Regions from separate parts of the Mus musculus genome. Here regions 1, 2, 3, 5, 6 and 7 are each linked to region 4. Evidence: chromatin loops called from intact Hi-C (ENCODE). Cell type or tissue: heart. All regions are shown on one strand. Each heading gives the region's core, and the rest is flanking DNA. Links, peaks and the distances in the headings are about the cores only. Region 1 overlaps Epn2 (epsin 2). Region 2 holds the start of n-TWcca5 (a tRNA gene). Region 3 overlaps Epn2 (epsin 2). Region 4 has its middle 33 kb from the start of Grap. Region 5 overlaps Slc5a10 (solute carrier family 5 (sodium/glucose cotransporter), member 10). Region 6 has its middle 21 kb from the start of Rnf112. Region 7 overlaps Slc47a1 (solute carrier family 47, member 1).

What was found. A loop is a pair of places that touch in the nucleus more often than their neighbours do. Peaks named below come from ENCODE experiments on the same cell type or tissue, not always from the same donor. Only the 100,000 strongest peaks of a DNase experiment are listed, where the experiment ranks them.
Region 1: a loop joins it to region 4, with 1.9 times the contacts of the local background. A loop is called at or near these places in 13 of 42 quality-filtered maps.
Region 2: a loop joins it to region 4, with 6 times the contacts of the local background. A loop is called at or near these places in 25 of 42 quality-filtered maps.
Region 3: a loop joins it to region 4, with 4 times the contacts of the local background. A loop is called at or near these places in 7 of 42 quality-filtered maps.
Region 5: a loop joins it to region 4, with 8 times the contacts of the local background. A loop is called at or near these places in 33 of 42 quality-filtered maps.
Region 6: a loop joins it to region 4, with 2.3 times the contacts of the local background. A loop is called at or near these places in 2 of 42 quality-filtered maps.
Region 7: it touches region 4 in a loop (2.3-fold over the local background); 2 of 42 quality-filtered maps call a loop at or near these places.

The regions. Positions count from the first base shown.
Region 1 is chr11:61,562,255-61,566,746 of GRCm38, reverse strand. It overlaps Epn2 (epsin 2), which reads left to right. Exons shown (of 11, transcript NM_001252188.2): 2 at 853-925. Among named protein-coding and RNA genes, the nearest start is that of Epn2, 15 kb to the left of the region's middle. In heart, for the core only: no CTCF peak of the experiment used is centred there; DNase peaks (open chromatin) are centred at 1,996, 2,575 and 4,126.
Region 2 is chr11:61,405,313-61,409,804 of GRCm38, reverse strand. n-TWcca5 (a tRNA gene) reads left to right here and starts at 1,818; the gene lies at 1,818-1,889. In heart, for the core only: CTCF peaks have their summits at 506 (motif pointing right) and 2,053; DNase peaks (open chromatin) are centred at 1,454, 1,774 and 2,104; H3K4me3 peaks cover 1,895 bases; H3K27ac peaks cover 1,496 bases.
Region 3 is chr11:61,531,228-61,535,719 of GRCm38, reverse strand. It overlaps Epn2 (epsin 2), which reads left to right. Exons shown (of 11, transcript NM_001252188.2): 5 at 337-449; 6 at 2,039-2,149; 7 at 3,028-3,202. Among named protein-coding and RNA genes, the nearest start is that of B9d1, 28 kb to the right of the region's middle. In heart, for the core only: no CTCF peak of the experiment used is centred there; DNase peaks (open chromatin) are centred at 1,959 and 2,659; H3K27ac peaks cover 1,044 bases.
Region 4 is chr11:61,618,511-61,623,002 of GRCm38, reverse strand. No RefSeq gene overlaps it. Among named protein-coding and RNA genes, the nearest start is that of Grap, 33 kb to the left of the region's middle. In heart, for the core only: CTCF peaks have their summits at 1,771, 2,520 (motif pointing left) and 3,103 (motif pointing right); DNase peaks (open chromatin) are centred at 2,502 and 3,072; H3K4me3 peaks cover 1,660 bases; H3K27ac peaks cover 1,588 bases.
Region 5 is chr11:61,712,865-61,716,864 of GRCm38, reverse strand. It overlaps Slc5a10 (solute carrier family 5 (sodium/glucose cotransporter), member 10), which reads left to right. Exons shown (of 15, transcript NM_001382268.1): 2 at 549-620; 3 at 1,083-1,187; 4 at 1,542-1,601; 5 at 1,725-1,829. Among named protein-coding and RNA genes, the nearest start is that of Slc5a10, 5.1 kb to the left of the region's middle. In heart, for the core only: a CTCF peak has its summit at 2,053 (motif pointing right); a DNase peak (open chromatin) is centred at 2,044; H3K27ac peaks cover 1,448 bases.
Region 6 is chr11:61,430,619-61,435,110 of GRCm38, reverse strand. No RefSeq gene overlaps it. Among named protein-coding and RNA genes, the nearest start is that of Rnf112, 21 kb to the left of the region's middle. In heart, for the core only: no CTCF peak of the experiment used is centred there; no DNase peak of the experiment used is centred there.
Region 7 is chr11:61,346,961-61,351,452 of GRCm38, reverse strand. Slc47a1 (solute carrier family 47, member 1) reads left to right here. Exons shown (of 17, transcript NM_026183.5): 15 at 1,914-2,008; 16 at 2,722-2,794. Among named protein-coding and RNA genes, the nearest start is that of Slc47a2, 6.3 kb to the right of the region's middle. In heart, for the core only: a CTCF peak has its summit at 1,912 (motif pointing left); a DNase peak (open chromatin) is centred at 1,922; H3K27me3 peaks cover 1,535 bases.

The DNA of each region.
Region 1 (4,492 bases), core at 256-4,255, 56 kb after region 4:
GGTTTCCATTCCCAGGTTCCAAGGAAGGGTCTTTGTTTATATAGCCCACAAAGTTTTAAGTCTGTTTTCTTGGAGCATGTACTGGGTCCTAGAGATAGGTCAATTCTGTCCTTGTCAGTGGGTACTTAGTGGGGGGGATGGAATGGCCTGCATGCTGTGTTCTGCTTTCTTAGAGGGGTTACTTGGCAGCAATGTGTTGATAGTGGGCACCCTTCTTAAGGGCTGGTTCTGGAAGACAGTGGCCCCATGTTCTGTTGATGGGGACTCATTCCACCCATGGAGTTGGAGCACATCAGACCATGTGTCCACTTTTGGAGGGTTCAAAGAATTATTCATCTCAGGGCCAAGGATGAGGAAAATGAATTTGATTTGCTTTTCACTTGTACCGAGTGTGAATCCACTTGACTTGAGGCTTCTAGGCAGTTCAGTTCAGAGTCTTTTTTCCTCCCCCCAAGACAGGGTTTCTCCAAATGGCCTTGACTATTTTGGAACTGCTTTGTAGACAAAGCTGGCCTCAAACTCACGGACTGCCTCTGCTCCTTACTACTGGGATTAAAGGTGTATTTTACTACGGCCTGGCTAAGGTACTAGCTTTTTATACAAAGTCCTCTAAGATTATTAAGGGTGTAGGGTCCCAGTCCTCCTACTACATAGGGCCATAACTTTGATATCCTCATGATGAAAAATATCCAAGATAAAAGTATAGCTGACCTCTGTAATCATTTTAAGTGTCAAGAAGCCTTTAGAATGTCTGTTTAGCAGACTGGGGACAGACAGACAGGGTATGAACTCTGTGTTCAAGATTGTGGTAAAATCAGTGAGATCTGTCTTTGCTTCTCCCTGCTCTCTCAGTTATGGCATTCCTTGCTCCAGGATTTGGGACAGGACGCTGATTTTGCACATCTTAGGACCCATTGTGGATAAGGTAAGTCAGTGTATATATGGCCAGTTCCTTGACAGAGTGGTGGGTAGTAGGGAAGGGGTTCAGAGCAGTCATAGTTTCCTGGTTAGTGTGTGGCTGGCTTTGGGAAGAAGGGGCCTTTTTGGATTTTGTGATCTGTCTTGGGAAAGAAAGAGACAGCAGGCAGGAGGACAGGAGATGGTGAGATGGCTCTTAATTCTAAGGCTGTCCACTGCCATTCAATTCAAAGTGCTCAAGTATGCCAAAACCACCGTATTTCCCTAACAAAGATCATCAAAGAAATTTTGGAAGTATATACTGAAGACCTGACCTAAAGGCTTGCCAAGTCACACAGTTGTCAACTGTGACTACTGTTAACTGATTTCAGGTTTATTTTTGTCAGTTTGTATCCACCACCCTCCCACTTTCCTACCCTTGGGGTTTTGGTGGCTCACTGTCTGTGAGGAGGTCTGTGTTGCTTTTTTTTTTTTTCAGGAGAGCTGGTGTGTCCCCATTCCTCTGTAGTGGGTTAGCAAGCTCTCAGAGGCCTGGGTCAGACAGGAGAGAGGCTTTTTGAGAAACAGAGGACTTGGTGACCACCTGGAAGTAGGAATAAGCAGCAGTTTGGGGTGCTTTGTACTGTTGCTGAGCTGAAGGGTGTAGAGGAAGAGTTGCAGGGCGGGAAGATTAAGGCTGGGTTGTAGAACCAAACTTTTGGCATTGCTGCGTGCTCTTTGGAGGCTTCCACAATGTGGCATGGTAGTTCTTTGGGCAAGGTTACTGAATAGTCACTGAGTCTCATTTTCTCTATCTTCATGGTATAAAAGAAAAGAGATATTTGCTACACACTGCCAAGTGCCTCTAAGACCTTTCAGTCCCAAGTGAGAGCAGCATTGGACTGGAAATTTTTTCTGGGTATGTGCTATCCCTTTGGTAGGCTAAGTTGGCTTGATGACAGGGTTGGTCCTCTCTACTTAGCCTATTGCTTTTTTTTTTTTTTTTTTAAAGCAGAAGTCTGGAGAAGAGAAAACAGGCCTGTTGCCCAGGAAATGTGTTTGCCTGAGGCTAACTGTGGTGCAAGCAGGGAGCTGGAACAGGCTTTGGGCCAACCAGGCCTCTCCATGACATGTTGTGCCTAGTCATTTCCTTCTGGGGACTTTGGCATTCATTCTGCATGTGGATAAATCAGAGTTGCGTGAATCCCTGTGAATAAATGTTGTGGTGAGAAAATCCTGGGTTTACCATGCAGCGGTGTTAGGTCTACCTGGCTGGTTCACAGAGCCACCTCCAGTGCAGATGTGTAGATACTTTGATCTCCCCCAAGACTTGGCCATCAGTAAGCTGGCAGGTATCGGTCTACAGTGTGTCCAGCAAAAGGAAGCCACATTGACTATTTTAAAAACTTTTGCTAGACATTTATAAGGCTATAATAAAAGGCTTATAAAAGTTTATTTAGAAGGAAAAAAAATCAGTTTAGAGCTCAGAAAGGGGAATTAAATATTTTTCTTAGCAAGAAAGCTCAGCCTGTGGTTAGTGATGCTTAGTCAAGCACTCGGAGACTTCTGCCCTCTGAGGCCCACGGAAATAGTTTGGTCTGAGGTTTTCTCCTTCTGATGGGTGATGTGGAAACATGATTTTGTTGTGGCTTTTGGTGACTGAGAACAGTAGCTTGATGACTTTCCAATCTTTGAGCCTTAGGTCACTCAAGTCTATTTCCTGATCTAGGGGAAAGCTGAGGGTTGACTGAGGTGGAAATGTCTGTGTACTGACAGATAAGCTCGTGGGGTAGCAGCTCCTCTCCATCTGCTCAAAGGAAAGGATAAGTTGGTTGTCCTTGCTGTTGTCCTTCTGCTCTCCGTGTGTTGTGTCTACTGAGCTCTTGGAGAGTGAGCTGGTGTCTGTTTGGTCTGTATGCTCCAGGTTTGTGTCCAGGCCTGATAGGGATGGGTGCTAGGTAAGGCCTGGTGCATGATTGGCTAAACCTGTTTGGGAGCTTGCGTGATCTGCCACTTTGTGATGGGGCACAGACCTATTTAGGATACTCACTGGGTAGGGTTTGTACATGGCTATAGGTGGGCCCACCAGAAGGAAAGCTTAGGCTTGAATGGACTGTGGGTGAAAGCCACTGAAATGTGAAACTGGAAGGGCTTAGAGGAGAGTCTCATTGAGGGAGGGACAACCTTAGGAAGGCCAGGTACCTTGCCCCTAGCTGGCCATTGTTGGTGCCTAGCTCCACCCTGCTCATGGCAGGGTGCAGAGATCACAGTGGGGTCTGGGCTGGTGCTTGATTAACTAAAGGTTTTGGTATGGCTCTGGTATTTCTTTTTTAAATGAAAAAAAAAATGGATAGGACATTTAATATATTTTTAAGTGGAATGCTCAGTTCTAAAATAGGTTATTAAAATACTCCAGGGGCCTCTGTTTTTTACATCTTCATTGTGGCATGTGTGTTGCTCAAATAAGTAAATAAATAGATGTCATTAAAAAAAAGTATACTTTGGGAAATAGTTCTCGTCACTCCTGATCACCCGAATTCTGCCTGCTGCTTTCCTTGGTGACTGCTTGGTAGTATAGCATACAGGTGTGGGTCCTTTCTTATTTTGTTTTTTTTTTTTTCTCTTTTGGAACAGGATCTTACCAAGTAGCCCTGGCTGCCTCAAACTCGTAGAGATACATTTGCCTCTACTTCCTGGGTGTTAGGATTAAAGATATATGCCTCTAAGCTCAGCTCTTACCCTCTCTTTTTATGAAATAAAAGCATATTGCTTATAAATCTCAATATTCTCATTCCTTTCTATTTCTTTTGGGGTGTGCGGGGAGGAGGGTCTCTCACCCTTAGCTCTGGATACCCTGGAACTCACAGAAGTGGAATAGAATCAAGTTAAGGATGTGGTATGTGGATGTATTCACTCCCCCTTCTGTTGGTATGCATGGAGATTTGCAGATGTGCTATGCTAGTTCATGTGCTTGTGGAGGCTAGAGGTCAGCACCAGGCATCTTTTTCTCACTTTCCACCTCATCTATGCATTCATCTATTCATGCATCCATGCACCCACCCACCCATCCATTTTTTACATTTATTGATTGTATCTGTGGGCAGGCATATGCTGCGTAATACGCATGTGGAGGTCAGAAAGACAACTCGGGAGTTACTTCTGTTTTTGTGTGGGTTCTAGGGATTTAACTCAGGAAATCAGGCCTGGTGGCAGGCGTTACCTCCTGAGTCATTTTGACAGATTGCCCAGATTTTCTCCAGAGTGTTCACATTGTCTAACCACTAGCAGTGTGGCTGCTCATTTCCGCCACAGCCTTGCCAGCCTCAGGTGGAATCACCTGTTTAGATTCCTGCCAATCTGACAAGTGTAACAAGTATTTCAGTATAGTTTTAATTTATATTCTTCTCAAGTTGAGCTTATCATACTATCACATGTTAAAGTGTATATTTTAAATTTTTAGAGGTTCCTTTCTTCCTGTCTGTCTGTCTGTCTTGGAGACAGGGTATTACTATGTAACTCTGGCTGTCTTGGAACTTACTACATAGATCAGACTGGCCTCAAACTCACAGAGATCTGCTTATCTCTGCTTCCCAAG
Region 2 (4,492 bases), core at 286-4,285, 210 kb after region 4:
TGGTGGCTCACATCTTCAATCTCTGCACTCAGGAGGCAGAGGCAGGTGGATTGCTATGAGTTTGAAGCCAGCCTGGTCTGTATAGTGAGTTCCAGGATAGCCAAGGCTATGTAGAACCTGCTGAAAGGAAGAAAGAAAGAAAGAAAGAAAGAAAGAAAGAAAGAAAGAAAGAAAGAAAGAAAGAAAGAAAGAGGAAGAGAGAAAGAGAGAGAGAAAAGAAAAAAGTTTGATTCTGAGAATCCAATAAATCCTAAAAAAAAAAAAAAGAAGTGACACTACTTTTGACTTTAATATAAATTTATAAATTTAAATTTAGTAATAGAGAGGTGTGGCCAAAGGAAGGAAGCTCAAGTGCTAATACCATCATGCAGCTGTATCTGGTTTGTAAAAGTCAGGAAAGATTGTGTAAAAGGCCTAATGCATATAATAATAATAATAATTTATTATTATTTATTTATTAAGTCCTGAAAAAGAAATCCCATAGCAACCCACAGAGGCCAGAAGAGGGCATCAGATTTCCTAGAACTGGAGTTACAGATGACTGTGAGCCACCCAAAGTCATTGTTAGTATTGTCCAGAATATTAACAATTTGCTTAGGAAGGAAATCATTACTAAAAAATCTATGTATCTGTATCTAATGTTAAATTTCGTAGTTTGATCACGTTTTAAAACCGTATGCCCCCAGAGAATGTTTTATGTAAACAACATTTTAAGGTTTTATGAAACATTTAGTAGATCCAAAGATATCATTTTAGTAGATTTTAAGATGGTAAGAGCATCTCAGTTTATGAGTATGTATTTATCAGGACTTTCAAAACATCCAAAACCATGTGCGTTAGCACATATGCACATGCGCATTTAAAAAGTACAATTGTTAACGCTGTTTAGGCATTTGCCCTTCATTTAGGATGCTTTCTGTGTGTGATCTGTGCACTGGTATACGTACGGGCCACAATCCGGACGAAGGAACAGCGCCGGGAGATAATAGCAATATTTCCCACATATTGTTCTTTCCTCTAAGAAATGTTTACTTATGTAGTTAGTAAAGCTGCCGGGCTTTTTCTTGTTTATCTAGCCGTTCGCTTGGGCGTCGCTCTCTCGAGTCCCCGCATTTCTTCCTAGCGGACTGGGAACCAGAGCTGGCGCCTGAGTGCCTGCCGGGTCCTGGTCATCCCGGACCCGCCGCCCTGGTCCCGGTGCTCCCCCGGTCGGTCGGTCTCCGTCATCCCGGACCCGCTGCCCTGGTCCCGGTGCTCCCCCGGTCGGTCGGTCTCCGTCATCCCGGACCCGCTGCCCTGGTCCCGGTGCTCCCCCGGTCGGTCGGTCTCCGTCATCCCAGACCAGCCGCCCTGGTCCTGGTGCCCGCCCGGTCTGTCCCCGTCCTCGCTAACCGTCCTGCCTGATCCCCCTCACTCCTGCCTGACCGCTCCAGGCCCTCCGTGGAGGCGGCCGCCATCTTACAGGGCGGGGCCCGCAGCCGTGCATGGCTGTCAATTGGGTCCCCGGTCCCACGGTCCCCGGGAAGCTCCCGGTTCACAAGCATCCCTCAGTTCCCCTCCGGCGTCCCCTCTCCCGTGAGTGTTCACCCAGCACTGTGTGCTCCGAGGGTCACCGCGAGAGACGGAGGAGGAAGAGCCAAATGTCTGTCGCCGAATGTCAGCTTGGCATCCTCCCGGACGCCGTTCCTGTCGGAGCTGCGGCATTCCGAACTCCTCTTCTGCTCAGACGAGCGACAGCGCTCTGTTCCGAACCTCAGAGCCCAGGAGCGAGCCGGTGAAGCGAGGCCTTTAGCGACACAGAGTCGCAAGCTTGCTGTGACCTCGTGGCGCAATGGTAGCGCGTCTGACTCCAGATCAGAAGGTTGCGTGTTCAAGTCACGTCGGGGTCAAGTTAGGTTTTTTTTCACCGTCAACCACGACAGAATAGAGTAAGTACCAAGTCATAAAGAAGAAATGAGATCAGTATCGGATCAAATCGCCTTTCTCACGCCATATAAGACAGCCCTCTTTTTTCCCTTTCTTGAGACTACGAATACCCGAATGCTCGCTCGAGAAAGCGATGACTTGTGATGACCTACAGGAGGTGCTAGCAGAATCAAGGGGAAGGTGCGCTGACTCAGCCTCTAACGCCCTGGTTCGACCCTCGGATTCCACCCATGTTCCCTCCAGTTACCCGGGCTTGTGTGAGCAATCAACACAGAGCTTTGTGCTTTAATATAGATCTCTCCTTGTTTGCCTTGAACTTACTTTTCTCAGCTCCCTCCTCTAAACGGCTCTTGGACTGGAGATGACTGTCTCTCTGGTGGTCGTATCTTCAACATCTGTAGCCCATTCTCACATTTTGTTAATAGCTTTGTTTTAAATCTTCTAACACCCCCCACACCCCCCGGGTAGCCTGATGTAGAAAATTAAAGCAGGTTGCACCAAAATTATGAACAGGAAACTCAAGTTGAGTTTTTTTGTTTTGCTTTGTTTTGTTGTTTTTAATTTAAAATGCTTGGACCAGCAACAGGGACTAGAACTGCCTAAGAATTTTTAAAACTTTTGAAATGCAGGCTATCTTAATTAGGATTCCTATTGCTGGGAAGAAACACTATGACCCAAAGCTACTTGGGGAGAAAAGGGTTTATTTCACTCACAATTCCATATTAACAGTTCATCATCACAAGAAGTCGGGGCAGGAACCCACGCAGGGCAGGGACCTGGAGGGAACTGATGCAGAGGCCATGGAGGGGAACTGCTTACTGGCTTGCTCTCCATGGCTTGCTCAGCCTGCTTTCTTGTAGAACCCTGGACCTCCTGCCCATAGTGTCCCACCCACAATAGGCCAGGCTGTCTTCATCAATTACTAATCAAGAAAATGCCCCACAGGCTTGCTTACAGCCAGATCTTATGGAGGCATTTTCTCAGTTGGGGCCCCTCCTCTCTGATGGCTCTAGCTTGTGTCAAGTTGACATACAACTAGCTAGTGTAGTGGCATATGTGTAATTGTGTTTCTTTGAAATGGGACTCAAATTCAAACAGAGTCCACCTATGTTTCACACATATCTTGTGCCCAGTGTGAAGATAGTCACTATGGTAGTCCTGGTGACCCTGCATCTGATGTTCACCTGGCCTGTGAAATCAAGGTGAAGAATTTTCCAACTGACCCAGGTGGCATGTCACTGCTCAAAATGCTTTGGGCTCCGAAGCATGTTGAATGTTCAGATTAGAAAGAGTCAACCTGTAAATACATATAGTACTGAGATATGTATCTGTATTTAGAAATGTGAGTGGCAACTCTGTGGTGATGGCATAGGACTATAATCCTGGATCTTGGAAGGCTGAGGCAGGGAACTGCAAGCTCAAGGCTAGCCTGGGCTAAAGATCACGACCCTGTCTCAGAAACAGTGGTGGATAAGTGCATAAAAGCTATTCGATACTAAAAGTATAAAGGTTAATGTGAACTTTCCCAGCTTCCATTCTGAATGCCAATACTAACTATTCAGAGTTCTGTAGATGTGGTTTCTGGTTAATTTTGGTACATGATGTTTTTATTTTTAATTTTTTCAAAATAATAAAGTTTACTGTAAAAATGATTCTACACACCGATTTTAGGACGGTGTATCGTATCTAGAGAGTAAGAAGTGGAGACTGGTCTGTTCAACTGCTCTTTCTCACCTAAAGAATGTAATCTCCATGGGGTCATAACATATGACTTTGGGGTCTGGGTCACTCCACCTGTTCGGTATCCACCTGATGGAGGCAAATTCCCTCTGAGGGAGATTTCGGTATATAGAAGGTCTTAGACAAAACTTACAATAACAAGGAAAAGTTATTAAGGGGACTGAGGAGGGGGCTCAGGTGGTAGAGTGCTCACATAGCACGCACAAGACCCTGGGTTCGTTCCCCGGACATGAATAGACGAAGTGTGAGAGAGATCACTAACACAAAGAGTGAACTGAAAACTTACCAAGACACGAGGAGATAGAAAGTCTGAGGAAGTGTTACGATAATGAAAATAGAAGGAAGGAATCTAATCCTAAATAGCTTCTCTGAGGAAGATAATAGCGAGAGTGGGGAAGGGGAAGTACTGAAAGACAGGGTGATTTCTCATGCTAGTCCTGACAGCATGCGAGTCCCACTCCGGAGAAGTCAACAGCCCTAAGCATAATATGAGACTCCCATCCTGAATGAGACATGTCTCCCACAGGCTCATGCACTTGAACAGTTGGTCTCCCGTTGGTGGCCCTGTTTGGGGAGGATATAGAGCCTTTAGGAGGTGGTTCCTCACTGGAGAAAGTATGCCATTTGGTTTGGCTTTGAGGTTTTATACTCTGGCCCCATTTCCTGTTTTCTCCCTCTCTCTTCAGAGATCTATGTCTCCCCTGCCATGATGGATTGTGTTCCCCCTGGACCTGTAAGCTATAACCCCTTTCCTCTAAGGCTATTGCTTGGCATTTTATCACAGTAACAGAAACATAACCGAGATACCATATAATGGCATGGTAAA
Region 3 (4,492 bases), core at 222-4,221, 87 kb after region 4:
GCTCCTTCACGTGGCTGAAGGCTCTTCAGGAACTCTTGAATTTGGTTTCTGTTTTATGGTCCATTTCTCTGGAGTAGAGATCTGCTGTGAAGACAGATTTGATTCTCCTGAGGCCTGACCTCCAGCCAAGGTTTTATGTGTCACCTCTAGGTGTGCAACTGTGTTTGACTGCTGCTTAATTTTAATTCTGAAATACCTGTAGCTTTATGTTATCCTTTTGCTGGGCCATGTGGGTTTGAGATGAAAACTGAGTACTATCTTGTACTAGGAATAAGAGAGACAGTTCTGCCTTTGCATGGGATGACCTGCCTCCCCTCCTGTCCCCCGATCTCACAGCTACTTCCCCACGAGTATCCTCTGAGTTAGAGCAGGCCCGGCCACAGACAAGCGGAGAAGAGGAGCTGCAGCTACAACTGGCACTTGCCATGAGCAGAGAGGTTGCTGAGCAGGTCAGTGCTTGTGTGGTTGAGCCCATGGGGTCTTTACCTTGGTGTTCCTGGGGGAGGGTTATGGCTCCCAGAAAGGATGACACACACACAGCCCTGTCTTTAAGGCACTTACTTGATGAGTTTATGTCTTGTGGCTACAATGCATTCTGAGCCCCTAGCCCAGGCAGAGCTATAACTACGAAAGGTTTTCAGGGAGATCAGTGTCCAGAGAAACGGCTAACTCCGAGTGAAGTTCCTATGTAGACTTACTGTCCAGGGACTTCTGAGGGAGCTGTGTGCTTCCAGCTTCCTTGAGGTACCAGCATACAGGGCAATGAGCAGGACAGGCCTGGGTTGAGGGTGGTGGGTAGGTGGGGTGGGCCTGGTCCCTGCCAGGGCAATATATCCTGTGGCAGATGTGTGGGAGACTAGAAGGCTAGAAGGGAAGCTTCAGAAAAGAGTGTGCATGCGGGCATGGTAGAAGCAGCATAGAGTTTTAAAAAGTATATGGTGTAAGATGGAACCCAGACCCCTCTGTAAGGAAGTGCTCTAATATTGAGCCTGTGTGTGGTTTTGTTCCCCTCTATACCTTATTTTTTAATAAGCATGCGTTACTTTAAAATGGAGGAGCGAAAGGGGCAATTCAAACACCTTTAGACAGTGTCCCTTTGCTTTCAGTCATCAGAAAGCGTGCAGACAGCCAGAGGCAGCAAGGTACACCCCTCGTATGGAGAGAAGAATGTTGGGTGTTAAATGTGAACACAGAGAGGTTTGGCCGGCATAGTTGGTATGTCTGTAACAGCAACAATGGGCAGCTTTGATCCTGGCCTCTGCCCCCTGTAGAGAACCTGCAGCCATTAAATCTGCCCATGTAGAAGTTCATGGCTCCACAGGATCAAGGTGCCCAGGAGGTCTTACTGCAAGTTTCTGGGATGGGTGGATGGCTTCAGCCTTTTTAGCTAAAAGCCAAGAGTATGTTTTAATCATACAGAAGTTAGGCCAGGACTCTGATTTTGCAAGTGACTTACCCTTAAACAAGATGAATTGTTTCTACTAGAAACCATACAACTGCACAGTTGTTCAGCAGTGTCCACTGTGGGGATTGGAGTATCAGCTTTTCTGATTCTTTCCTGGTTGTCAGATTTGGGTCCTAGAAGGAAACACTGTTTTCATTCTATGTGGATGAATGATGTGCCTGCATGCATGTATGTGTACCACATGCATGCCTGTTGTATCCCCTGTAACTGCAGTTACAGATGGTTGTGAGCCACTATGTGGGTGCTATGTACTGACCTGGGTCTTCTGTAAAAGCAAGTGCTCTTAATTGCTGAGCCATCTCTCCAGCCCTGAGAAATATTTTAGATTAAATATTTTGTTTCCTCATTTTGATGGTGCCTGAGTGTTGCTGGTATGACCTCAGACAGCCTCTGAAGGAGGAACCTCCATGAGTCCTCTGGGAATGGAAAGCCATTGTTTCCAGCGGAACTATATTCTCCCTTGAAATGCCACATGATGCTGGGCCTTTCCTGTTGCTGGTTAGTGTGGCCTTGTGCCCTGCTGTGTGGCTGTCAACATTACCCTCAGCCTCAAGCTCCATTGTCCCACTCCAGGAAGAACGCCTCAGGCGGGGTGATGACCTCAGATTGCAGATGGCTCTGGAAGAAAGCCGGAGAGACACAGTAAAAGTTCCAAAAAAGAAAGAGGCGAAAGCTTGTTGCAAGGTAAATGTTTGAAGTTCTTCTTGGGTGGTTGTTTCAGGTACCCTTGTGGACTACAGTGAGGGTGTAGGACACACAACAGGATGCTAAATTCCACATTGAACCCATTTTGTGGTGAACACCAGTGAGAACGAACACACACACACACACACACACACACACACACACACACACACACACCAGGAGGAAGACACTTGATGCCACCAGTAAAAGGAGAATGGCAGCAGCAGTGTCAGCCTCACAGTGATACTTAGGGACATTTTTTAGTCTCCAGAAGCCATTGGTTATACTGGTCTTCATCCCCTCACCCCATCCCCTATCCCCCTTACTTTGCTAGGTTATGACATAGAGGTGACCAGGATGTGGCTCTACTTTGGACAAACTTACCAGGCCAGGCATACTAGTTGTATCACCTGATGTGGTGCCACAGGGCCCTGATGATAGATGTTGCCGTCATGAGACTAGGGAGGGTGGGGAGCCAGAAAGAGACAAAGAGACAGAAAGAGCCAGCCCCCTCTCCCTCCTTTAGGTTGGGTACTGAGTGCTGCTAGCCAGGAAACCAAAGGCAGGTAAAGAGGGATGATGATGAGTAATCATGGTCTGGGCCAATGCCAGAGCTATTCTGAGAGAGTTTGGGAGCCCTGAGAACTCTTAAAACTTGTGGGCATGTGACAAAAGGACCTTGGTGTAGTGGATCCCTGGCTTCTCTGGGAAGCGGGGATGTTAGTGGAGCTTTGGGATTGGAGCAGCTCAATTTCCAAGTTATTCAGGAGTTAGCCCAGAAGGCCTGTGCTGTGGTGAGAACTAATATTATGCTTAGTATGTGGATATTTGCTTTGACTGTAACCAAGTGAAACCATTCCTTCTCTTTGTCTTAACAGCCAGGCTCCCACTCCCAGCAGACTACCTTGTTGGATTTAATGGATGCCCTCCCCAGCTCAGGCCCTGTTACACAGAAAACTGAGCCCTGGAGTGCAGGAGCCTCTGCTAACCAGACCAACCCCTGGGGTGGAACAGTGGCTCCTTCGAACATTACTGACCCGTGGCCATCGTTTGGTAAATAGATTGCTTTTTTTTTTCCTGGGCTTGCCTGTTTGATGGGGAGAGGTGCTTTCTTTCTCTTAGCTGGCTCATTTCTTACTGCCTCATCCCATGTGTCAGAAACAACCTGTTCCTGTTGTAGGCAGCATGTCAGTTCTTGGAATTGCACCCAGCTCAAGCTCAAGAAGTCATAATACATACACAGAGAAAAACCTAAAGACATGAGCTGGACATGAGATGTGCTTACCACTACTACCACTACTAGTGAAGAGAGGACATATTTGCTGCTATTCTTATTACTTAAAATAATAAGTCTAGTGAGTTTTATTTCTGAGTTTTGCTTATTGGTAAATGTGAGAGAATTTTTTGTCTGATTTAAAACAGGAACTTGGCAGAATTAATCTATTGTGGGTGATTTTCCTGGCACATGAAATTTCTTAATTGCTGGTAGGGAGCTTGGTCTTAGAGGCTTTATGCTTCTGGCCTGGTTCTCTGAACCCTGTTGGACATTCCTGTGATGTGTGTACCTGTGTTCTTTTTTTTTTTTTTTTTTTCATAAAGTGGACCTTTTGTGCTCTGCCCAGTTCTCTGGATGTTTGTTAAAGTATACCTAATGCTAGGCTCTGTCCTCCCATATGAATTATCTGGGACACCCAGATAATGAATGGTTTTGTCCTGGTAGCAGCGAGCAGTGCTGTGTGAACCAGGCTTTGGCCAGGACTTGTCAGATCAGAATAGTGAGTTGAGCATCTTAGAGGTCGGTGGGCACTGAGAAACAGTGTCTTGTAGAATAGTGTGTTAGAAGGTGTGGGTAATTGGGGGCGGGGGGAGACCCATGCATTGTGACATGGGCAGCAGGTAGAAGGGTGAGGGGAAAGGAGTGGGTGTCACATAATTCAGGGACTGATCTCTCTTGCAATTGCTTGTATTTGGTCTAAAAGTTGTGTCAGCCTCAGCTGCTCTTTAGCGTACTTTGGCTACAGTGGAGCTTGCCAACTTCCTAGGGCCAATTAGTGTTACCTGAGTTCTTATCCTTGGAGACCAGAAAAACCTGTGGTGGTTGTACTCTTGAAGAGTAGAGTAGGGCTGGCGAGATGGCTCAGCAGCTAAGAGCACTGACTGCTTTTCCAAAGGTCCTGAGTTCAAATTCCAGCAACCACATGGTGGCTCACAACCACCCATAATGAGAGCTGATGCCCTCTTCTGGTGCTGTCTGAAGACACCTACAGTGTACTTATGTATAATAAATAAATCTTTGGGCCAGAGCAAGCAGGGACTGAGCGAACGGAGGTCCTAAAAATTCCC
Region 4 (4,492 bases), core at 187-4,186:
TGTAGAGACTCCCCGTATGTGTGCATGTATGTGTGTGATATATAAGTATGTACATGTATGTGCACACCTGGAAGCCAGCAGTTCAAGTCCAGTGTCTTCCTCTGTAACTCCCCACCTTACTTTTTGAGATAAGTTTTCCCATTGAACCCTAAGTTCTCGGTTTCTGCTAGACCAGCTGTCTAGCAAGTACTGGGGTTCTTTGCATCTCCCAGCTCTGAGGTTACAGACACAAACCACCACTTTGGACTTTTAAAAATATTTAGTTAGGTAGGTAGTTCATTTGTTATATGTGTATGTCCACCGTGTGCATGCAGGAACCCATGCAGATCAGAAGAAGCAATGGATCTCCTAGAAATGGAGTTACTGGGTGGGAGTTGCCATGTGGATGCTGGGAACTGACCTTGGGTCCTCTGTAAGAACAGAAAGTGCACTTGAGTGCTGCGCCATCTCTCCAGCACCCTCCAGCTCTTACACAGCTGCTTGGATTCACACTCTCGTCCTCACATGTCCGCAGGAACCACTTTGCATTATTTTTTTTGTTTTTGTTTTTGGGTTTTTTTTTAAAGATTCTAGATGGTTTTGTGTGTATGAGTGTTTGCCTGCACATATATATGTGTACCACAAACATACCTGGTGCCTACAAAAGCCAGAAGAGGGTATTGGGCCCCTTGAAACTGGAGTTACAGGTGGTTAGGAGCCACAGTGTGTGCGTGAGAATCCAGGCCTGCTTAATCCCTTAGCCATATCTCCAGCCCCTGTCTTAAAACAGAACCAACAACAAAAACAAATTTATTTTAAAAGATCAGTTGCAGACACACAACCACATACACTATGCTGGTGAGTTTTTCTGCGACAAGCTAGAGTCATCTGAGAAGAGGGAACAGCAACTGAGAAAATGCCTCCATCAGACTGGCCTGTAGGAATGTCTATGGAGGCATAGTTTTTGTTTTTGTTTTTGTTTTTAAGGTTTTTTTTTTTTTTTTTTCGAGACAGGGTTTCTCTGTGTAGCCCTGGCTGTCCTGGAACTCACTCTGTAGACCAGGCTGGCCCTGAATTCAGAAATCCACCTGCCTCTGCCTCCCGTGTGCTGGGATTAAAGGCGTGCTCCACCACGCCCAGCTTTTCTTTTTTTTTAAAGACAGGGTTTCCTGTAGTCCATGAAAGTTCAAGATGGCCTTGAACTTCCAAGGATGGCCTTCAATATCTGATCCTCCAGCCTCTGCCTCCAGAGTGCTGGGATTAAAGGTGTATGCCACCGCACCCGGCCCGAGACATATTCTTAATTAATGACTGATGTGGGAAGGCCCAGCCACTGTGAGCAGTGCTACCCCTAGGCTAGTGGTCGTAGGGGCAAAAGGACCATGGGGAACAATCCTGTAAGCAGCTCTCCTCCCTGGTCTCTGCCTCAGTTCTTGTCTCCAGGTTTCCACCTTGAATGCCTGCCCTGACTTAATGATGGGATGTGAGCCAAATAAGCCCTTTCTTCCCCAGGTTGCTTTTGGCCCTGGTGTTTCATCATAGCGACAGAAATCAAATGAAGACACACATAATTAAAAATAAATCTTGAAAAAAAAGAGTAACCAAGGAAAACACCCATTGACCTCTATCCTCCACGTGTGCACACGCGCGCGCGCGCACACACACACACACTATTTATTAACCATTTTTAATAAAGCTATGGGACAATCCTTGCACCCCTAAATTTTTAGGTAAATATTTGTGTATTTTATGTGCATGTGAGTGTGTTTTGAGAAAAAGTCTGCAGGTGCAGAAGCTAGAGCCTCCTGCAGGTGGTGAGGACAGATTTTTTTTTCTCCATATTATTTCTGTTTGTTTGTTTGTTTGTTCGTTTGTTTGAGACGGGGTCACTCTGCATGGGTATGTATGCCAAACTGGTGAGTTCTGCTTCCCTCAGCCATCTGAATGCTGGGATGAAAAGCATGTACCACCACGCCTGGCTTTCCCATTCTACCATTCTGTCTGTCTATATCTACCTACCTACCTATCCGTGTGTGTGTGTGTGTGTGTGTGTGTGTGTGTGTGTGTGTCCCAGCACGTGAGAGCATTCTCACTGCCACAGTGCGCTTGGGCAGGTTCTTGAGTCTATTCTCCTCTAAGTCATCAATATAGCCTAGATTTTTTTCCTAAGTGCACTTAAAAAAGAAAAGCTCTGGGAATGGAAGCCAAGGCTGTACAAACGTTAGACAACTTCCAACTCACCGCTTTCCCTTTGCCTTTTGACTCTCTTGACTTTCTGCCCAAACCCTCCTTCGAATCGGTTTATCCTCCACCATCACACCACCCTCTTCAGGTACCAGTTAAGTAAAAAAATTCCTTAAGTTTCTTTCACTGAGTAGAGAGACCCATCCCTTCACAGGCTCAAGAACCAGGCGTCCAGGGTGCGCCTTACTCGGTCCACAACGGACAGTTTCAACGTGTAGGAGTGCGGTGGGAAGCCGCATGCGCAGGGACGAGCACTTTCCCCGCGATGTGCAAACAGCACCACCGCCCTTCTGCCCTCTTGCGGCAGGCACCTTAGGCCTCCCTCCTGCCGCCGTTCTGGATGCTCAAACCACCAAAACCCAGCCCAGCGCAGGCATTTGGCCACCCAGGCTGAGTTTCCTCAGATGTAGAGACCCACACAGAGACCAGAAAGTAAAGTGTGTGTGGTAGCTGCAGGCAGGGTGGGGTAGGGTGCAGACCCCCAACTGTCCAACCCACGGAACTCAATCTCCAAGTTTCCAGTTTTGCCCTCAGACCCAGCCCCCCCCCCCCAGCTCTGCGGACTCAGCACCCACCCCGACCCAGCTTTTGGTATCCCAGCTTCCCCAGCTCCCCATCCCCCACCCACCCACCACGCCCAGCTCCCCAGCCTCACAGGTGGCCGTCACTCCTAGTCTCTCTGCTCCCTAGTTCCCCAGTTCCCGACTCTACAATCCCTTAACCCCGTTCCCGCAGTATCTCAGCCCCACAGCTCTCTAGACACCCCCCTCCCCCAGTCCTCCCCCATCTCAGCGCCCCCACCCCCCAGCATCACAGGGCGCGGTCGCGAGGGCAGTTGGCCAGGAGCGGCCAGCTGGGGGCGCTTCTGCCTTGCGGTTCCTGCGCTCGGGAATTTTCCACCCCAGGAACTCACAAATTGTTCTCCCATTATCTGATTTAAATAAAATGTGTATGTGTGTATTTTAAAAAGCTCTGATGGGTCAGGCTCACTGAGGTAACAATACAAACAAGTACTGCCAACCAAGAACGCGACCAAACGCTGAAGGAGCCTGGCCTCAGTCAAAGAAAGCTTGCTCTCTTCCTAAAGGAGATGGATAAACAATCGGACAGCAGGTTTGATTTGGTTTGGGGTCAACCCGCTGTCACTGAACTGCACCCCAACCAAAGATGGCAATTCTTCAGAATTTAAATTCTAATTCAGATGCTCGTAAGGAAACCCATGGTTTCATAGTGATATTGTGTTTCAAACAAAACAAAAGAGACACAGAAAATGAAACAAAAATTCACAGACCATTACTCTTTCTTTTACAATACTTCCTCCTTCTCCTCCTCTTCCTCCTCTTCCTCCTCCTCCTCCTCCTCCTCCTCCTCCTCCTTCTTCACATTGAAATGTAGACAGATGTAGTTGTGCATGGCAGCCTGTGCCTTTAATTCCAGAGCTAGGAAACTAGAGGCAGCTTTTTCTGAGCTCCAGGCCAGCCTGCTCCACAAAGTGATTTACAGGCCAGCCAGAGCTTCATAAGACCCTGCCTTAAAGATAGATAGATAGATAGATAGATAGATAGATAGATAGATAGATAGATAGATAGATAAAAAAGGCATAATAAAAACAAAGCAAACAAACACACTGGTGGCTGTGTGGTAGGGACTCATACTTTATATTTCTGTACATGTTCAAAAATTGCTAATTAAATAAAATTTAGTCTTGTCCACCTGTAACCCCATTATCCAGATGGCGGTGGCAGAAAGATTGATGCAAGTTCTAGGTCAGGCAGAATCTCTCTATCCAGTACATTAATTTCAGTACGGGGACAGAGTCTGTAGGAGACAATGCAGTGTTTGAGAAAGAATTAAAGTTGTCCTCACACCATGATGTAATGAACAGACCGACAGAGCGAGCATTAGGAAGAAATTGCCAGATCAGCGTGTGCTGCATGGTAGAGCATGCGCTTTGTACACACGGGACCTTTGGCTTCATCCCCAGTTCCCCAATGACCCCTCAAATAAGAACTGCTTTCTCCTTCTGCTCCAGACACTCTCAAGATGGGGCCACCGTCAGTATCCCCTCCCTCCTCAGGGCGGGCACACACACACACACACACACACACACACACACACACACACGAACACCATCCCTGAATTAGTAAGTGTGTTAGCTTTTGGTCACTGTGACAAAACAACCTGAGAAAATGAACTTAAAAAGAGGAAAGGTTAATTTTGACTCACAGTTTCAAAGGACCTGTTGTAACTAGCATAGTACATCACAGCC
Region 5 (4,000 bases), core at 1-4,000, 94 kb before region 4:
GGATCCCAAGGTTCCTGCTCCTGCCCTGCCTTGAAAGGACAGTCACCCTGGAGTTGACAACTTAGAGGTTTTGTTGCCTTTTTTGTTGCTGTTGTTGTTGTTGTTGTTGTTTGTTTTTGTTTTTAGCCATCTGTAAAACCAACCCCTCTTGCTTGACCAATAGGAATTCTGCCTTAGGAAAGCAATACAGCCCAACTCTGAAACAGGAAATAAACTGGAGGCAGGTTAACTGTATATTTTCCTGGCTGAATAATATTCCATTGTGTGGATATGCCTGTTTTGTTTCTTCATCAGTTGCTGGACTTTGAGTTGTTACTACTTTGGGCTATTTTGGAAAATGCTATTTGTGAATATTCTCTCTCTCTCTCTCTCTCTCTGTGTGTGTGTGTGTGTGTGTGTGTGTGTGTGTGTGTGTGTGTGTGTTCATGTTTTCTCTTTGCGGGTCACATGCATTGCAATGCTCAGAGTACACAGGGACTGTCAGGCATTTGCCAGAGGCAGAAGCATCTTCCATTCAATGCACTTCCTGCCTTTTTCTTTTTCTGCAGTCGGCTTGTCGAGCCAACAAGAACACAGTGAGCGGCTACTTCCTGGCGGGCCGGGACATGGCTTGGTGGCCGGTGAGTTCACCCACCTTCTAGCCTCTCCTTTGTCCACAGGCTGACTTCATCAGGATCTGTATCCCTGAGGACTCTTTATGTCCCCCCAAGGTCTCTTTATGTGCTTCAATCAAGGTCCCTGTCTAATACCACCAGCCCAATGGGATAAGCCTGGGCTGGAAGAGACCCCCAAGTTGCCTGTGTAGGGACAAACTGCTATAAGTTCTGTAAAGGGCTTTGGAGTCTGAAAAACTCTGGGGTTTTTTGTTTGTTTGTTTTTTGTTTGTTTGTGCGTTTTTGGTTTTTATTTTGGCCTTGTGGCTTACCTATGGGTACCCCAACTTGTACACCTGAGCCTGGGATCCTTATATGTGAACAGGGTATGTTCTCCTTTTAGACCTGCCAGGTTGGAGGAGGTGTTTCTGGTCTAGGTGGAGCTGATGTAATGGGCTCACAGTGATCACTTTTTCTTCCCCCCTGCAGATCGGAGCCTCACTCTTTGCAAGCAGCGAGGGCTCTGGCCTCTTCGTAGGATTGGCCGGCTCGGGTGCTGCCGGAGGCCTGGCTGTGGCTGGCTTTGAGTGGAATGTGAGCCTTGGAGAATGGGCACAGCCCGTGGGAGGGCTGAGGTAGAGGGTGAAGCCACACTCACTGGTCCCTGGATGAGGGGGCTCCCAGCAGTGTGTATCAGTCAGGGCCTGCCAGACTGTGGCACGCAGTATGCCACAGACAGCTGGTCTGTAGATACAGAAGGCTGGGCAGCCCGGCAGTCCAGAGACATCCGTAAGAAGCTCCTAGCTTCTCACAGCAAAGCAGGAGGGGCGTGTGTGTGTGGGGGGGGGGTAGCCTCAGCACTACTCCTCTCTGCCACATCTGGCTGTGTGCCAGGGCAGGGCTATTGAGTGCTGAGCCCACAACCCTCCCATGCCTCTGTCCTCACAGGCCACATATGTGCTTTTGGCTCTGGCATGGGTGTTTGTACCCATCTACATATCTTCAGAGGTGAGTCTCTTCCTGGGGCCATGGCAGAGGCTTGACCCTCACCAAGTCCGGAGGGACAGGACCTCTGGATGGGGCTGGCCCTCCCGATACTCACCTTGTTCCTCTTCTCTTTTGCCTCCCCAGATCGTCACCTTGCCTGAATACATTCAGAAGCGCTTTGGTGGCCAGCGCATCCGCACGTACTTATCTGTCCTGTCCCTGATGCTGTCTGTCTTCACCAAGATATCGGTGAGTTGCCCCCCAGCCTGCGCCTGCGTGGAAACTGTCGGGAGCTGCGGGAGCACAGCATGGGAGGGGCCTTAGAGACTAGCTCATCTGGCAACTTGTGAGTGCACCAGCTAGAGAAACCAGGGAGAGATAGTAACCTGGGCAGAATCTCCTGATGCTGATGCAGGGAAGGTAGGGGGAGGAGATCTGAGCTATTCAAAGTGAGCCACATCTTACCACTAGAGGGAGCCAAAGGCCTCATGATGCCTGCCAGTCCTGCGCTCTAAGTCTAACTGGGCCTTCTACCTGCCTACAGCTTTCTCTTAGGACCTGACCCTGAAGTGTCAGAAGCAGGAAGCTCACTTCCAATCTTAAAGTAGGAGCTCAGGGCCTGTCTGGTCCAAGCACCTGGTTTTACAGATAGGGAACCTGGGGCTGTGGGGGAAGGTCAGTGGGCTTTGGGGGAGGCCCCATAGTTGTAGCAGGCCCAGTAGGGGATGCCTAACCTCCATCAGCAGCAGGCTCCTGAGAGGAGCTGGAGCCTGAGTCAGACACACACTGAGGGAGGCTGCCCAGCCTGGTCCTCTGCTTCCTGTGGAGGTCAGGACCTGGGGAGGTGGACGCTGCCTGTTTCCTACAGCATCAGCAACAGCATACCACAGCCTTTCCTAGATGTTCCCAGAGAGCATGATAGTTTCCCTTCTGTAGGGATTCCTCTCTAGTCTGGAGGGGCCTGGACTTGAGTTGACTGTCCCTCTCCTGTTCATCCTTTTACCCACACCCCCTTCCCACCAATCCTACCTCCCGGAAGCCAGGCAGAGTGGAAAACGCCTGCTTCTGGCCTGTCTAGGACCCATTCTCCAGTGGGAGGTGGATGGATACACAACACAGGCGAGCCAGGTCTTGAATGAGGAAGAGATGGGACTGGGCTTCAGTAGAGAAAAGGATGTGATGGTCAGGGGAGTGCCAAGGAGAGAGAGTGGGCCTCATAAGAGGTGTCTGGGGACCATTGCTAAGGACATTTTCAGGACGGTAATCTCTGAGGTCAGCCACAAGAAGTGGTGGGGACTGGGGCACACTTGTAAACATGTTCTGCCATTCACAAAATCAGCCACATCTGCCTCTGGGACAGAGAAACTGCTCTGCAGGGCAGTGGTGGGACAGGAGACTGCAGCCTTAGGCTATGAGAGGTCAGAGAGCCCCAGAACTGTCGGGTTATCAGCTGGGGGTAGCCAGGGCCAACTTTGCAGAATCTCTCAGCTGAGCTGGGGATGAAGGAACAAGGACATGGGCCGAGTGGGTGGTTCCTTTCCCATCTACGACCTTACACTGGGAGGCTTCAAGTGGGCCACTGGGCAGGACTTCAGAGGGCAGAGGGACGCTCAGTGCATAGGAGGGGCCTTGAGGCAGCTCATCTGCCAACTGCTGAGTCCTTCACCAAGGTTATGGTGGCCAGGCCAAGGTCAGCTAAGATCTCTGTCAGAACCACAATAACCAGGATGTGGCTTCAGACTCTGCCTTATGGGTGACTCCGAGTTAGCAGCTGTAAATGGGGAGCAGTCAGTCAAGGTCCTGCCTCAGCACCAGGCGGCTGCCTGCTGAGACTGAGGGGAAGCGGGAGGAGGCACACTAATTGCTGCGCTTGGTTTGGGAGAGGCTGGGCCCGCCCTGGGTCTTGGCTTCGGAGTGGAGCTATTTGAAGTGCGTGGGCCACACTAGGCCCAGACACAGAGCCCAGGAACGCCCTGCCTGTCTGTACAGCCTGTCCAGGCAGAGGTCACAGGGCCCTCCTGCTGCTGTTATTCAAACTGGAGCACCAGCATGCAGATTTACACGGCAGGTGTGGAAAATCACAGTCCCAGCTCAAAGCCAAGAGTCTGAATGCGGCTCCATCACCGTGGGGCTCTGGGCCAGTCATTTAACCTCTGGAAAGTAGGGAAGTGAGGCATGACACTACCTGCCCCTTAGTATAGGCGAGCTGCAGCCCACAAGGTGATCCATCACACTGCTCCTGCTACCTCACTGGCCTCATCTCTCCCTCTCCCCTAGAGTTGCACACTGCACATCAGCCAACTTGGCCTCCATGCACTTCCATAAACACCAGCATCTCAGGACTCTGCATTTGGCTCCTTCAGTCGCTCTTCTCTGGGGATGCATGCTCTACCTCCGCCTCTCTGGATTCTCAAATCTCT
Region 6 (4,492 bases), core at 162-4,161, 190 kb after region 4:
GCCATCTGAGGCACACACAGCAGCACTTCGTCCTTGTTTGTAGCTGGATGAATCCCACCAGTACGTGCCACTGCGTTTTGAATAGATTGCATGAGTTGCTTCTGCCTGCCGGCTATTGTGAATAAAGCTGTAACAAACATGATGGTGCAAATAATCTCTTCTAGATTTTAATTTCAATTCCTTTAAATAAGTACTCAGAAGTAGAATTTCTGGGCCATATGGTAGTTCTATTTTTAATTCTTTTTTTAGGAGACCCAATTTGCTATTCTGTAGCAACTGTATTCTCTCTTTTCAGCCTGTACTGTGCATGGCTCTCTCTCCACGTTTTCACCAACGCTTGATTTCTTTGTATATGTATATAATACCCACACGTGGATTGGTAAGTCATTTTTGACTAGTTTCCCCGATGGCTGGTGATGTTGAACATTCTTTCATGAACCCACTGATCTTTTGAATAGCCGGAAAGATGTCTGCCTGGTTGTCTATGTTTGTTTCCGGTTTTGAAGTTTGTGAGTTCTATACAGGTTGTGGATGTGAAACCTTCATTAGTTATAGACCTTGTGGATATTTTCTCCTCTTCCAGAGGCTGCATTTCCAGCTGCTGACTCTTCCCTTCGCTGCACTGAGGCTTTCTACTTTGACAAAGTCCCATGTGTCTGTTTCTCACACTTTTGTCATATCAAAAATTCACTGCCTAGGCTGGAGAGATGGTTCAGCAGTTAAGAGCACTGCTTGCTCTTCAAGATCTGAGTTTGATTCCCAGCACCCACATAGCTGCTCACAACTGTCTGTAACTCCAGTTCCAGGGGATCCAATGTGCTTCACACATGCAAGCAAAATACCAATGCATATAAAACAAAAATGAATTATTAAAAACTCGCTGACCGTTTCAATAACATGAAGATTTTTTTCCTAACTTTTCTTTGAGTCTTATTCTTTAACCATTTTGCACTGATCTTTCTTTGCATGTGGTGTAATATGGAAGTCCATGTCCATCATTCTAAATGTTTGATATCTACGTTCCCAGCACTGTTTGTTGAAGAGACTGTCCTTTCTCCATCGTGTGTCATTGACACCTTGTCGGGGATCAGATGCATGTCCATGGGTTTATGTCAAGACTTTGTTCTGCTCCACTGGTTGATACATCCACTCTCATGTTGTTACCATGTTGTTTTATGTTATGGGTGGGGAATGCACTCTTGGTATTTGGTATTCAGCCTGGAGCCTTGGTTACCCTAAACCCGCATTCTACCAGTGAGAATCTACATCTTTAGCTACATCAGATCCGTTTTTTGCATTCTACTTATCTGCTTGTCTGTCTGTCTGACTGTCTGTCTGAACTTGGGCATGTGCATGCTACACATGGAGTCAGTTCTTTCTTCCCACGTGGGTGTCAAAGATTAAACGCAGGTCATCAGGCTTGGCAACAAAATGCCTTTACTCACTGAGCCCTCTCACTCACACCATCTATTTACTTATTTATTTATTTATTTTGAAACAGAGTTGCTAAAATGCCTAAGGTTGTTGAACTTGCAATCTTCTTGTCTCTGCCTTGTAGGCTAAAATTAGAGGTCAAGGATAATATATATATACATATACATATACATATACATATACATATACATATACATATACATATACATATACATATACATATATACACACACACACACATATATATATATCGACAAAAAGAAATGTGATACTTCTACAGGCAATTCTCTGACCAATGGCACATGTAAATACATGAACATGTTTGCACACATACAATTAATTAATTAATTAATTAATAATTAATGCAATTGGGAAATAATAAAGATGACTACAATAGACCAGGTGTGGTGGTGCACGCCTTTAATCCCAGTACTCCTAAGGCAGAGGCAGGTGGATCTCTGTGATTTTGAGGTCATCCTGGTCTACAAAGTGAGTTTCAGGACAGCCAGGGCTGTTACCTAGAGAAAGTCTGCCTCAAAAAAACAAAAAACAAATGACTGTACAAATCTCTTTTTGAGATGCAAACATAGTAGATTTGTATGTTAGCGGTGTAGTTTATACAGATTCTTAGTGCATTTTTTAAGTTTGAACAAGATTTTGGTGGACTCTTTAAAGTTTCCTGTTCTAACACAATGCCAACTTCAAATCAAGATAATAGCTTTACAGTTTAATGTTACCTATATTTTGTATATGCATGTTGTGTATATATGCATTTGCATGAGTGTTCATGTACGTGCGTGTCTGTAGAATAGAGTATATCTCTAAAACATTTTTCCTGAGGACTGATGTCTCTGTTGTTAGATTAACAGATGAGTTAGGAACTTGTGCTATATTTTAAGATTTAATTTATGTGCTATGAGTGGTTTGCTTGCCTGCATGGCTGTGTACCACGTACATGTCTGATACCTGCCGGTGTTCTGAATTGTGTGGGTTGATTGAAGAAAGAATGTCACTCCAGAATGCAACCAGGATCTGAGGCCGCAGGAAGGAGTAGTCCCCGTGAGCTGAAGCTGGAGCAACCACACTGAAACATAGTTATTTATTTAGTTACTTATTTATTTAGGTTTTTTGAGACAGGGTTTCTCTGTGTAACCCTGGTTGTCCTGGAACTCATTTTGTAGACCAGGCTGGCCTCGAACTCAGAAATCCACCTGCCTCTACCTCCCGAGTTCGGGGATTAAAGGCGTGAGCCACCACTGCCTGGCTGAAACATATTTGTTGATTGTTACACAAAAGTTGTTTTTGGATAAAATGAGCTCCTCATACCAAAGCCCCTCATCTAACCTCTGCGTTTCCTGAAGGAAAACATCAGCCTTCGCCATGTGTGTCCTTACTGTACACTGTTTGCTGTACCCAATAATGCAAGGCATGTCAGGTGTTCCAGGACCATCCTGTGACCAAGGTCATGCAAGGCTTGTGTTGTGTGCAGTTTTTATGCTACTACCTTGAGCTCTGGGAGGTGATTGTGCTCTGGAGCCCCCACTCATCTTGCTCCAGGAAGTGGGCTTTACTATCAGCCCCTTCCCAGCTTCCCTTGAATCCTGGGATAAAAGACAGACAGACAGAAAGCAGGCAGACAGACAGACAGCACACATGCGGGCCTGCCCGCACGCGCGCGCGCGCGCACACACACACACACACACACACACACACACACACACACAGAGTATGTTCTTTTGTAACTTGCTTTCTTGGCAAAATTGCTCAGCATTGATAGCTGTCGCCTGGAAAAGTGTGCCCTTACCGATTTATTATCTCTGTCTCTTCATCTGCCCTAAACTTCAGTGGCTGGTTCCACTTAGTCCCTGCCAAACATCCATGACCACCTGCCTATAGTGGTGGCCACAGTCCCCAGCTGCCCCCGAGACCTCACATGGTTGCTGCATTCTTCTTCCAAAGCATGGCAGAAAACACTCCACTCCTTCCTTGTGTCTCCTCTTCCTCTTGAGACCCAGACGTCCCACCTGTACCTTCAGCTCAGCAATTGGCCCCTGGCTTCTTTTACTGACAAACTGGGGACCAATTGGGGAACAGGACCTTAGCATCAGAACCACTCCCCACAGGCTTGTCAAGCTCCTTCAGAAAAACAACTACTTGCTCTGATGTCTACACTACATACAATGATTCTACTATAATTCCACTACAGGTACCTTGTTACAGGTCTGAAGAAGGCAACAGATCCCCTGCAACTGGAATTACAAATGGTTGTGAGCTGCCATGAAGGTGCTGGGAATTGAACCTGGGCCCTCTGTAAGCACAGCCGGTGCTCTTAATCACTGATATTGCTCCAGCCCCTGGGCTGATATTCTTAGTAGCTAAAGAAGCAACATTAGTGATCCGATGTAAGAAATATCTAAATTATTCATCAGTGAGATAAAAGTACAACCTAACCATTCTATTCTACCTTCACTTTGTGGGTAACGGATCTGAGATAAAAGTTTTCCATAAGACTTGGCTGTTAGCACGAATGTAAAATTGGGCAGCAGTGTAGAAAGCAGTAGGAGGCACCTCAAAACCAAAAATAGAGCCACGTATTATCCATCTGGTCATGTACCTAAAAGCTTTGGAGTCAGACCCTCTGAGAGTCTATGCACAGCCGTGCTAAGTGCTGTCACCAAAGGGGAGGCAGCCCTGATGTCCACTAACAGCAAGGGTGGTAAACCAACGTGCAGTAGAATGTCACTCAGCCTTCAGAAAGGGGGGCTCTGTCACATGCCGAGTGGGCGATACTTAGGGACATTATGCTAAAGGAAATAAATCACCATAAAAGAAAGGCTTGTGACTCTCATTTGGGAAGCTTCCCCAAATAGCAAATGGCACTCTGTGCCACCCTGTTCTGTAGACTGTGAAAGCCAAGTGTGACCACCCATGGCCAGTTTGGAGCCTTCTGAGAACAGAAATCTGCTTTCAGTGAACTCACCCTCTAGGTGCTTTGGGAAGGGAGTCCACTTGAAATGAGCCTTCTTTCTCCTCTCTGACCTCTGGAGGTAGGTCAAGG
Region 7 (4,492 bases), core at 324-4,323, 270 kb after region 4:
CCAAGAAGACATTTTGTAGTCTTTTTTATATTTTTATTAATATTATTTTAATTGACAATATTAATTTAATTGACAAGCACAATTATGAACATTTATGGAGCACAAAGTAATGTTTTGATATAGCAGAGAATGTGGACTATTTAGGCCAAGGTAATTAGCTTATTTATCTCCTTGCGAGGCTATCATTTTATACAGTAAGTGATACATCTGAAATTTACTTAAAAAGAAGTTCTATTATAAGTTTGGCTGTGCTGAAACTCACTATGTAGACTAGGTTGACCTAGAACTCACAGAGAATTCTGCCTCTGCCTCCTGAGTTCAGGGATTCCAGGCATGCACCATCATGTCCAGCTACATCCAACTTTGTTTTGTTGTTATTGTTTTTTTTTTTTTTTAGAGTCTTCCCATGTAGTCCATGCAGGTCTTGAACATGGGATCAGCCTGCCTTAGCCTCCTAAGCGCTGGGATTACAGGTGTGTGTTCCCATGTCCAGCTGAGTTAAAATTTTAGAAAGGAATCTACTTTAAAATATAGATACATCTATATCCCAGGGTCTATATTTGGCCTACTTACTCATTTCATGAAGTGTATCTGTTGTGGGCAAAGTAGAGGGAGCTGGGGATTCTTGGAGGGAAAGAGTGGAGGCCCTGGGGAGGTGAGGGATGTGTGAGACCTGTACTCAGTCATTCTAGTGGCCTCTTAAATAGAAATACAGTAAGGTTGGTTTTATCTTTCCTGTTGCCAGCATTAGAGTGTGCAGCATGTAAGAGGTTCCCCGCAGTGCCTCAGAAGGCTGCAGGTTTTTACAAGCAGACTGATTAATCACAATGGCTATCAATTTCCTGTATGGTTTTTCAAACATGTAAATTATGGCTCTGCCCAGAGAATTCTGGTAAGCATCCTGCATCTTTTAATAGGGATTATGGCATCAGCGAAAATCAAGTCTGTTACTCAAATTACAGCCTGAGCTAGGCAGGTATTTCTGTTAAAAAAAAAAAAAAAAAAAAAGTTTGGAATGAGAGTGTGGTTTCTAGGCAAAACTGGGCATTCGTTTGAAGGAGGAAGCCAGAGGCTTTTCTTACTCCATCCTAGACCTGGCAGGTGGTTACTGATTCACTCCTGAGAGAAGCCTGCTGACCACTCCTGATAAATAAGATGTGAGGGCAGCTAGCACCAAAGAGCAGAGTAAAGATAAGCCTTTGAATTACAACTCAAGGCTTAGCCTCAGCCCTTCTATGGATTTGTATTTGCAAAGTCTGTGTATTCGGATCCCGTTACATAAGGGAATCGCCCCATCCTGTGTCCCGTCCCCCCCCCCGCCCCCCCCCCCCCCGTGTGTCTTGGCAGAAAGTTGAAAGGTAAGCAGAGGAGTAGGAGAGGATCATGGGGGATGAGGGTGGCTCAGGTGTGTCCTGACTGGTCTTGTGTGGAGGCAAAGTCAGGGAATCTGAAGAGCAAGCTATATAGTCAGATAACATGGGGCTCTGGGTTCAGTGAGAGACGCTGCCTCAAGACATAAGGTGGAAAGAAACCCTGCCTCAATATTGTAGTGGAGAACAATTAAGGAAGACAGCTGATGACAGACTCAAGCCTCCCTACACATGCACGTGTGCCTTCCCAAGTATCTACACACATGTAAATTTACAAACATGCATGCATAGGTCATATAGGTAAAAAAAGTTCATCATGAAGCAGTAGTTTTTCAGGAGAAACTATTTCCTTACTACTGGCCCTTTTCTTAATATCCAATTACCATAAGCAGAAAGGGTCCAAATAACTTCCTGAACCTTTTGCTCTGGCATGAATCCCGTCAGGTAGCCTTAGCAACTCTACCTTGCCTGATTGCCTACCAGTACTGACTTAGTGTGGCCATTGTCTCCATGAGCTAAGCTGTCAAATATCGCCCTCTGCAGGCCTGTGGTCAGGCATCATCATCTGCACTACCTGTCAGACCACGTGCTTCCTGGCTTTTATTGCTCGGCTCAATTGGAAACGCGCCTGTCAACAGGTAGGTAACCGTCCTCACTGTTGCCTGGGTCTTTCTGCAGATGCCAAACCAGACCAGATGTGGCAAGCATTCTTTCGTTTTGAGAAGTTTTTTTTTTCTTATGCTATTTTTATGCTTTTTAATTATTATTAGGTTTGTTTTGTTTTAACTGGATTTTGAGGTGAAGGGTTGTGAGACCCTGGCCCCGATCACTCCCCTTTGTTTGCTCAGTGAATAGTAAAACAGAATTCCATTTCTGGTCTCTTGCAGTGAAAAGCCAGTTTCAGGAGAAGAATTGGAACTAGAGATTTTCTCCAAGTTCATCCTAGTACTGTGTGTGTGAGAGAGAGAGTGGGGAGGGAGGGATGGAGGGAAGGGAGGGAGGGAGAGGGAGAGAGAGAGAAAGAGAGAGAAAGAGAGAGAGAGAGAATGCTTCCTCCCCCCCACCTTCCCAGGGTCAACATGAGGTCTGGGAACATGGGGGTAGACAGGGCAGTTGAAGTAAGAAGATGAGAAGGGAGAAGGGAGCATTCCAGCGACCTTGGTTGGTCCCTCTTAGATCTGTCTACTCCCTCCCTACCCAGGAACCTCTTCAGTCTTTAGGAAGTCACAGTGAACCAGAGCAGCTTTGTCTCAGGTGTCAGTCAAGGGACATGGCTTCTCCTAAGCCAAGTGGCCATGCTTAGCAAGGCTCCCTGATGCCACCCGAACTTGAGTTTCGCTGACTTTTCTAGGCTCAAGTACATGCCAATTTGAAGGTAAACGTGGCCCTGAATTCCGCTGTCTCTCACGAGCCTGCTCACCCAGGTAAGCTACAATTTTCTCAGCTCTGGGGCAGACTTGCAATATAGGACTGGAGGGGCATTTGTGGGACACATCTGGATTAGCTTCTGTGAGCTCTCCCTGAAGCAAGGCACTGACGCTTCCGAAACAGATGTCAAGTCGAGTTATACCCACTCTGAGATAAACTGACTTAGAGTTTGTTTGCTTTGATTCCATATATTAACGGACTGTGTTGGAGGGTTTAGGCTTCTTAGGCCCTCTGTTCATCTTGGTACCTCTGCAGGTATTCTATGGGCCTTTCTTTTCTTCTTAAAAGCATATTGAAAGTGTTTGGTCCATATGTAATAATTTTGTTTACTTCTGGGGTACAGTAGACATACCACTGTGTGTATAAAACCAAGTACTTCTGAGGGTAGTAGGGTCTGGCAGATCATATTTATCTTTCCTTTATGCTGGGTTGCAGACATTTCCAATACTTAATGTTTCTATGTGAGGAGCAAGTCTTGGAAGCTGGTTTTCGCATGCTTGTTTTAACGGGGGTCCCTGTGGTCAGCTAAGCATCACTCACTTTAAGTAGGTTCTTGCTTGGACCTTTGCATCATGCAAATTACATTAGGCTGTTTTTTTCTGTCAGTCTGGTCATTCTTCCATATCCCCGGTTCCTTGAACAATTAGTTATTAACCTTTCACTCCCATGAGGGAGGTAGAGTGGCTTCCTTCTACCTTCCTGCAATCTGCGGCTGACACGACAAAGATACACAGGAGAAGAAGAGTATTTAGCTCTGTCTGTAGGTGTGGAGTCCACACACCGTGAGGCTTGGAGGAGGAACAGGGAATTGAAGTTTGTAGAGAAGCATTTGAAGCTGCAGAAGGGAGTGGGGGTGTGGGTCTTCTGAGGGTCTGGGGTGTGGGGGAGGAAATCATGCTGACTTTACTATGCAAAATCTCTCTGATATTAGAAGGTTGTAGGAGCAGCCATTTTCCCTAGACCGTGCTTTTGGGATGTGGCTATGAAGAGTATAAATGCCTTTTGCACAAAGGTGCAGCAGGTAGGCGGGCAGTGGTTTATCATCTCTCTGATTCTGTTCTTAGTGTCTGGTTATCCTTGAGTCACGTGAGGGCTGACCAAAAGCTGTCTGTCTTTACTTAGGACTTCCTTCCACTCTTGTTAGATACTGAGGTCTCACGGGCAGTCTAGGGAAATTTCAGAGGTTGAGATTCCCCAAAGCTCTTACAGACTTGAAGGTAAGAGGCAGCCAGTGTGTGGCTGGCCTATCATGGGGCTATCTTGACATCCTGCATGCATCCTATTAGGGCTTCGAGGCCAGACATGGGGAAGTTTAGCAGGGCCTACCCTTCACAGGTACTGCTCATCCCTGAGCCACATGTCCAAATATGGAACTGTCAGAGCAAAGCCACTCCAGAGGTTGGCTCACCCCCAGGTTTCCAGCATCTTCATGATCTTATTCTGGGAACTCTCTTTGTGTGTGTGCTATTAGTTCTCTACTACCTTCAAGATGCTCTTTTGAATTTATTTTATTTTATTTTATTTGTATTTATTAATTTTATTCCGATTTAGCAATTATCTTGGGAGGAAGGGCTAGTTTGTAAAATGTGGGAAATAATTAGACTTACCCAGTCATGTAGCTCTGAGGATTGAGTTGTAGGAACCTTCCAGGTATAGCCTAAGGATTCTGTGAATGTAATCTGGTATTGTTCAAT